Linked DNA regions of Homo sapiens: region 1 is linked to region 2. Evidence: chromatin contacts called from ENCODE Hi-C or POLR2A ChIA-PET data. All regions are on one chromosome and are shown on one strand. Each heading gives the region's core, a stretch centred on a gene start or an enhancer-like site at or near the end of the contact. The rest is flanking DNA. Distances are from core to core; before and after follow the strand shown.

The links. A loop is a pair of places that touch in the nucleus more often than their neighbours do. ChIA-PET counts read pairs that join two places held with the same protein, here RNA polymerase II (POLR2A). Pooled maps may share reads with other maps.
Region 1: a loop to region 2 is called in a pooled map, with 2.3 times the contacts of the local background. The contact joins two enhancer-like sites. A Hi-C loop is called at or near these places in 1 of 168 maps with a recorded cell type or tissue (IMR-90) and 2 of 50 pooled maps. POLR2A ChIA-PET finds 5 or more read pairs at or near these places in 1 of 52 experiments (activated CD4-positive, alpha-beta T cell).

What each region holds. Positions count from the first base shown.
Region 1 is chr3:106,742,968-106,747,038 of GRCh38, reverse strand. LOC105374029 (a long non-coding RNA gene) reads left to right here. Exons shown (of 4, transcript XR_001740467.2): 1 at 1-203. Among named protein-coding and RNA genes, the nearest start is that of LINC00882, 500 kb to the left of the region's middle. Within about 2 kb of position 1,623, at least 2 of the 41 ENCODE cell types and tissues checked have a DNase peak (open chromatin) inside an H3K27ac peak, as active enhancers do.
Region 2 is chr3:107,063,933-107,067,958 of GRCh38, reverse strand. No RefSeq gene overlaps it. Among named protein-coding and RNA genes, the nearest start is that of LINC00882, 170 kb to the left of the region's middle. Within about 2 kb of position 2,583, at least 5 of the 41 ENCODE cell types and tissues checked have a DNase peak (open chromatin) inside an H3K27ac peak, as active enhancers do.

The DNA of each region.
Region 1 (4,071 bases), core at 374-2,873, 320 kb after region 2:
GAGCCAAATAAATCTCTGATCCTTTGGCTCACTCTGCCATTAAACACAAGCCATTGTAAAGTCATGAAAATTACCTGAGAAGGATGTGGAAAAACTGTTTTTTTCAGAAAAGACCAACCACAGTGATTAAAGGGATGAAAAAGATGACCTGCTTGAAAACTCTAAAGAACCCAGTATTATTTGAAAGAAGAGGAAGCTGAATGGTAACTTAATAACTATCTTCAGATTTCAACAGGACTACTACTTCTGTTTTATCCATTTCTATAGAGTTTGAAACTACTAAGGAATTATTCTGAAATCTTTCTGTAACTAGCATATTTGACTCATTTTATACTAATTATTATAACTTTTTTCCATTTAAAAAGTCTGAACTTGTATTTGGCATTCTTCCATTTGAAAGAATAAGTATTAGGAAGAGATAATCAAATAGTATTACTCTCTTTTTCTTCTTCTTATATATGAAAAGATGGTATTGTTTTTCTTGGCATAAACAACCTTTGACTTGTTCTTGCCATTTATCAGACTCAAAAATCTGTGGATTGAAGTCTTCTGTTACTTAGCTCCAGCTATGCTGTGAGTTATTATTGCCAAGCCTTAATAATATTGACAAAAAAGGGGGAAATAAACATGTTAGAAGTTAAATTGCATTCCTTGTTACTTTATAAACTGAAATAACAAGACTTGGAGTCATTATCTTGTAGATTTCTGGATAAAATTAATATGTAGGGCCTTTAACTTGTTTTGAATCTCTTAATGAACATTTTCTATGTGAGAAGTATTGTTTAGTGCTAGGTTTTTGGGTAAAAGAGAAAAAAAGAGAAAGAGTAAGACAGGATATCAGAGCTCAAGATGCTTCTAATCTGGTGGTAAAGATAATTTAATGAATTAGAGGTCGGTAAGCAACACCTAATCATATACATGTGTAGTACCTCAAGGGAAACACAAATCCTGCTTGGGCAAGAACACTGAGATAGATGTCTAAACAGGATTTCTTGTTTTTAACTCTCAAGTTTCACAATAACATAGCTCAGTTCGTTTTAGTGCCCCCGTCTACTCTCAAACTCCATCCCCGACATATTTTCATCAGACTATTCTTTCTTTCTCTTTGTTGAGTTGGTTTTTGCTTTGTTGTTCTTATATCTGAGTTTCTCCTTACTTATAAATTTTTTTTACAACTTTTCACCTGCCAAAGCCTCAATTTTATCTCGTTTCTGCTAATTGCATTCTTTTATTTCCTGCTTTTATGAGCCACTCTCCTATAAAATTTCTCAATTTAAATTCCAGAGAAGGAACTTCTGATTATCCCCACTTAGCTTCATACCGTATTATGTCATAGGTCCCAAGCCAATGCTTGGGTCAGAAGCCAATATGCATTCAATTTAGACTTACTCATTATGGCTTCTCCTGCAACAGGAACTGTGGTCCTGGCAGTTTCCTCTGGAATGAGATAAGGCATAGCAAGTATCGTAATGTGCTGTTAAATTTTGAAGAAAGTATGGAATTTGAAAAATTGAAAAGAAAAAGATAAGGATTGAAGGAACATTTGGAGACAACCCAGATATGCTGATGAACACAGTGAGGATAGGGCTTGGAGAGATCTACTTTATCTAGGGAGAAAGCATGCTCAGTAGTGGAAACACTTCTGGTTAGGCAGGGTGAGAACAGGAACTAGCAGCTCTCTAAAGCAAGCCAAGACTTTAGACTGATTGTTCTTGAGTCCATAACTTAACAAACAATAGTTAAGGGAATTTAGTTGTCCTATGTGCCTATTAAATAACTGGATAGGGGTTTTAAAATCATTTTTTAAAAAAGCAATTAAAAATACCTTTCATTTTGATTAGTAAGGGAATTTTTTAAAGAGAAACTCAGGACATATTTGACTGTAGGAAGAGATTATACTCCTTTCACTTAGAAAAATACATAACACTGGAGGAGCTAGATGTGATAAACCAGGAAATAGAAAAAGTGCCATTGTAAGTATAGACAGATATCGGGGGAAATTCAGCCAGATATTGGGCAAAATTCACCCCCGATATTTCATGTAGGTTCTTTTCTATTTTCCCTAAGCATCAGCCGGTTTGAGAAATAAAGGGACAGAGTATAACAGAGAGAAATTTTAAAGCCAGGTGTCTGGGGGAGACATCACATGTTAGTAGGTTCCGTGATGCCCCACAAGCTGTAAAACCAGCAAGTTTTCATTAGGGATTTTCAAAAGAGGAGAGAGTGTACGAATAGGGTGTGGGTCACAGAGATCACGTACTTCACAAGGTAATAGAATATCACAAGGCAAATGGAGGCAGGGCGAGATCACAGGACCACAGGACCGGGGCGAAATTAAAATTGCTAAGGAACTTTCAGGCACCATTGTCATTGATAACATCTGTCAGGAGACAGGGTTTGAGAGCAACCGGTCTGACCAAAACTTATTAGGCGGGAATTTCCTCGTCCTAATAAGCCTGGGAGCGCTATGGGAGACTGGGGCTTATTTCATCCCTACAGCTCGACCATAGAAGATGGCCACACCCAAGGGGGCCATTTTAGAGGCCCACCCTCAGGGGCGCATTCTCTTTCTCAGGGATGTTCCTTGCTGATAAAAAGAATTCAGTAATATTTCTCCCATTTGTTTCTGAAAGGAGAAATATGGCTTTGTTCCACCCGGCTCACTGGCGGTCAGAATTTAAGGTTATCTCTCTTATTCCCTGAACATTGCTGTTATCCTGTTCTTTTTTCAAGGTGCCCAGATTTCATATTGTCCAAACACACATGCTCTACAATTTGTGCAGTTAACGCAATTATCACAGGGTCCTGAGGCGACATATATCCTCCTCAGCTGACAGGATTAAGAGATTAAAGTAAAGACAGCCATAGGAAATCATAAGGGTATTGATTGGGGAAGTGATAAGTGTCCATGAAATCTTCACAATTTATGTTTAGAGATTGCAGTAAAGACAGACATAAGAAATTATAAAAGTATTAATTTGGGGAACTAATAAATGTCCATGAAATCTTCACAATCCATGTTCTTCTGCCATGGCTTCAGCTGGTCCCTCCATTCGGGGTCCCTGACTTCCCGCAACAGACAGAGATATTTATATTTCAGCCTGACCCTAATCCTAACCCAAATTCTAATTCTAAAAGAGATCACATTTAAAATATATCTTTATTTTGGAAGAATTGCAAAGCTAAACTTTTCTAAAATCCTAGTCTTTAGCGAGACAATGTTATTTTGAGTTAAGTCAAAAATTTTGCACACACACATGCACACATGCATGCTGTGGCTGTCTTGTGGCTTTTCCTTGAAATGGGTATGTGATTATATTATTTTCCCCCTCCCTTTAGAAAGACATAACACATGTCATTGGTCATTATTTTGCCACATGGTGACCCTAGTTTAAAGTTTTGTTCTATGTTCATGTTAAAGGAGAAAAAATGATAAATGACAATGTAATCAAGAAATTGAATATAAACTTGCCGATTCGTCTAATTACAGAGTTTAGTGCTGTGGGTTCCAATTTGTCTCTTCCTAGACAGTTGCTTTGTATCCATGAATGAATGAATTCGTAGTATTGAAAACCTGCTCCCAGTGCTATGTAATTTATCAAATAATATGTGTGAGTATAAGATATAACTGCTGCCCACAAAAACTCATAATTTATTTGAGGACACAAAACTCATATACATAAAATAATTCATGAATGAGACATATTCACATGTTATATGCAGGCAGGTCCTGCTTTTACTGTGCTTGTGGAAATCCAATTTTAAAATATATTATTTTAAGATAAATTCTCACCTGGGAGTATGTTGTATTCTAACACTATTATCTTTGTCTTTTGGGGCATATTTGGCTTACATACAAGTCAAAGAATACTAGTTTAAAAAGTTGTTAAATTCAAATTTACCCAACATATATTATCTATTATATGTTATGCATTCTTTTTTATATGTTATCACAAACTACAATTTCAGCACTGTCCATGTTCTTCGTTTTTTAGATAAGAAATGGCTCGGAAAAGTTAGGTAATATGGCCAAATTTACACATCTACTAAGTGTCAATGCTGAGATGTGAA
Region 2 (4,026 bases), core at 1,334-3,833:
ATGAATTCTTTGTTTCGGGGTTAGGAAATTATTTCGATATACCACTTTCAAAAGAATAATGTAAAATGTGTTTGAGAGCTGTTGCCATAGGCAAGCACTCACCATCAATCTATCACTCAAGTTATAGAAGACGGCAAAACCTTTCATTGTTCTTTCAACTAGCAGAAGGCTGTTCATTCCTTGCACTTTTCTCTTTAGCATTAGTTTTTGGCTGACATACTGGCTTTCTGTCATCCCAAACTGATATGCTTTGGCTCTGTGTTCCCACTCAAATCTCATGTTGAATTGTGATCTCGAGTGTTGGAGGTGGGGCCTGGTGGGAGGTGATTGGATCACGGGGGTGGTTTCTAATGGTTTAGCACCATCACCCTAGTGCTGTCTTGTGATAGAGTTCTCACAAGAGCTGGTTGTTTGAAAAGTGTGTAGCACCCCCCAGTCTTCGTGCGCTGTCTCTCCTGCTGTTATGTGAAGAGGTGCTTGCTTCCCGTTTGCCCTTCTGCCATGATTGTAAGTTTCCTGAGGCCTCCCCAGCCATGCCTCCTGTACAGTCTGTGGAACTGTGAATCAATTAAACCTCCTTTCTTTACAAATTACCCAGTCTCAGGTGGTTCTGTATAGTCTGTGAGAACAGACTAATACACAACCTGAATGTCTTAGTAACACAAATAAAACATGGTGAGTTTAAAGGTAGTTCCAAACACAGTGTGCTTGCCCAACACTTCCACCCACATGGACCCTCAATATATGAAGTCTGATCCTTGAAATCAATGTCACTCTTTCCAGATTTGGTTCTTCAGCTTAGTCTGAGTCTATATTCTTTTGTTTTTCCTTTTATACACTCTGGGAAAGAGTGTTGTCTGATATGATGCGATTTCGACATTTTAAGGGCTTTTTCTAAAGGGCTTATTTTATCTTTTGTTCCAATCCTGTGCCAAATCATAGGATTTCATTGATTTAGTGGTGAATAGTTAGGATTTCATGATTGCAATCATGTTTATTTTAGAAATGGAAAATTGAGTAAGGCAGAAATCATCTATTCAATGCAATCATATTTTTTAATATTTAAAAATGCTACATAGGTGTGCATATAATACAGGATTGGGAATTGGAAAGTTAGGTTCTGGTTTCTGCTTTGCTATTGCAAAAAAAACAAAACAAAACAAAACTTAATCTTTGGACTTCTGTTTCATCATAAGTTAAAGAATTAGGTGGCTCTAAATGATTTTCATATAATAACCCAGTTTAAACAATTTTGTGAAGAGTCTTAACACTATGCTACATGTGAAACAGAGCAACACGGCAGTAATAATATCTCTAAAGTGCATTTTAAAGACTTTTATCTATGGCCGGGCACGGTGGCTCACGCCTGTAATCCCAGCACTTTGGGAGGCCGAGGCGGGTGGATCATCTGAGGTCAGGAGTTCAAGACCATTCTGGCCAACATGGTGCAACCCTGTCTCTACAAAAATACAAAAATTAGCCAGGCGTGGTGGCGGACGCCTGTTAACCCAGCTACTTGGGAGGCTAAGGCAAGAGAATCACTTGAACCTAGGAGGCGGAGGTTGCAGTGAGCTGAGATCACGCCTTTGCACTCCAGCCTGGGTGACAAGAGTGAGACTCCATCTCAAAAAAAAAAAAGACTTTATCTAACTTCACGTTTTCTTACTAGTGATTTTTTTCATCTTCTGACTTGCTGCAAGAGGGTATTTCCCTAGTTTCAATGGTTTTGAAGTTAATTTGTTCAGCTTCTGCTTAGTGGATATTTATGAGAGGTAATACTTGCCTTTAATTTCTTTTCAGCTTTTCTACTGCTGTCTTTTTCTTATTACTTCTTTTTAAGTTAGCTCCGACTTTGCTATTTTTAGAGAGAAGCAATAAGGATGGCACAGTGGTTACAAGAGGTTAGAAACAATTGAGATGAGAATCCTATTTTTGTTGATATAATTTATATGCAATTCGTAGCTTCAAAATGAAACACTGACATGGTCATCTTTTTAAAACTAAAAAATGATATAAAATTCCTAGTGCATGTGTTTTAAAAAATTCTTTCATAGTGAACAAATCATGCAAGATATTAATTTTTTTTCCCTAAAAGACTATTCTAAAGTCTCCCTGAACATGTCACTTCAAAATGTAAACAAAGAAACAAAACTGTCATCTATTGGAGTTGGGTGTGATTTTTGTCTTTTGTCTTCTCTGTCACACTAGTTTTCAGTTCTTTGCTGTCATGTGGCCCACTTTTCAAAGATGCAATTATGTGGATTTCAGGGGGCCGTCAGCTTGCCTTCCCCAGTTGCTCTGGGCCAGCTCTGGTCTCCAGATACCTCTGATGGAGGCGAGTCCCAAAGTTGATAACTAGGAAGAGACTGTGTATGCCAGGGACGGATGACAAGATGTGCTGAGCCTTGGGGAGACGCGGCAGGATGTTACTAATGAAAGAGGGCCCTGCTGCCGAGGGAGGGGAAGGAAGCAGATGTGAGGGCAAGATTCAGGTGACAACCTCAGCGTTCCAGAGATACAGGATGTTATGGAGGAGGGAGAAAAGCAAGTTGGCATTTGGCAGAATGCACAGAGGCGAGACTCGAGAGTGGGCGGTGGAAGCTGAGGCTTTCAAAGATTTCTGACCTTCTGCCTGCCAACTTGGAATTAGATTTCTTGATGGAGGGGGAGAATGGGGGAAGGGGGTAGAAAAGGCAGATGCCAAGAGAGATTACTGATTTGGCAACCAGACAAAAGGATGCTGTGGCTGGCACCTGCAGCAGAGAAGGGCAGAACGGTGTAGCCAGTAGGTCTAAGGCAATGGGCTGAGTGCCAGAGTTTGAGCTGCTACAGAGCGGCCTGAGATGGCCTCTTTTTTAGACACGAGAAAATAGTCTGTAGAGAAATAAAATTTAAAAATGAGAAATTTAATATCTTTGGATAGATTTTTAGGATTGGCATTTACAAGCGTATTCAGTTGCCTTTCTCCTGTCTGAGGAGCATAACCTTTTGTGGTCAGATTGATGATGCTCTTTAAAAAAAAATCCCAGCAATATTGTTACATTTCCAATTCCAAAACCAAAGTGGTGGGATTTGACTATAGGTTTCCTCATTTCCCCAGCAGTGAATACGAAGTGACTTTTCCATGTCCCAAATGTTGACCCAGAACAATATCATTCCCTGTGAGACAGGAGTAACTGATTACATTAGAATACAATTTTGTTGCCACAGAAATCAGGAAACTTTAAATTTAGCAGCTTCCTTCTAGGGTTTTTTGCTCTGGGCTCTCAGCAAGCGTTTGCGTTTCTACGTCCTATATCACCGTGCACCACTAGATGTCACTGTTACTCGGGTCTTTGGGTAACAGACTCAACAATATGCCTGACCTTTTGTGCCTGGGGAAAAACAATCTTCAGAAGGGGAGGATAATACTGTCTGTGTGGATTTAAATAAGACCTCTTTACCTGGCATTTTTATCGAAAAACAGATACTCCATATGTTGTGTTGATTGCTGTTTCCCTTTCTGTTTTTGAAAGGGAGAGACTGAATTAAATGCGTTTCTTCCCACAAATGTACCTTACCATTTCTCCTTATTCTCAATTCTCCCTTAAAAATGTAGCTTTTAGCTCCATAATATAAGAAATATTTGTTAGAAAATTAGGAAAATCATCATTCTATGGGTATTTAGAATCTATATATGGACTGCAAATGTTTCTTCCCTAATCTCTTCCTAACCTTAGAGAACTTCAAAATGCATTGTCTCATTTCCTAAGGAAAAATGTTGTAACTCTAACTAGGAAAAGAATCCTGTGAGAGCACAGCAAGTCAGCGTTAAGAATTGAATTTTCATGACTACCCTCGGATACATCCTTGAACCTAAGGGACAAATGTTGCCGTGAGTTTCAGGTTGTTTAAATGGTGGTGTTAGACACACAAATCATTCATTTTCCTGCTAAATTTCCTTTTCTTTTATTGAATATTGGATACAGGTATGTCTTTTAAGATGTGGCCATTGATTCATATATACCAGAGCATTATTTAAACATG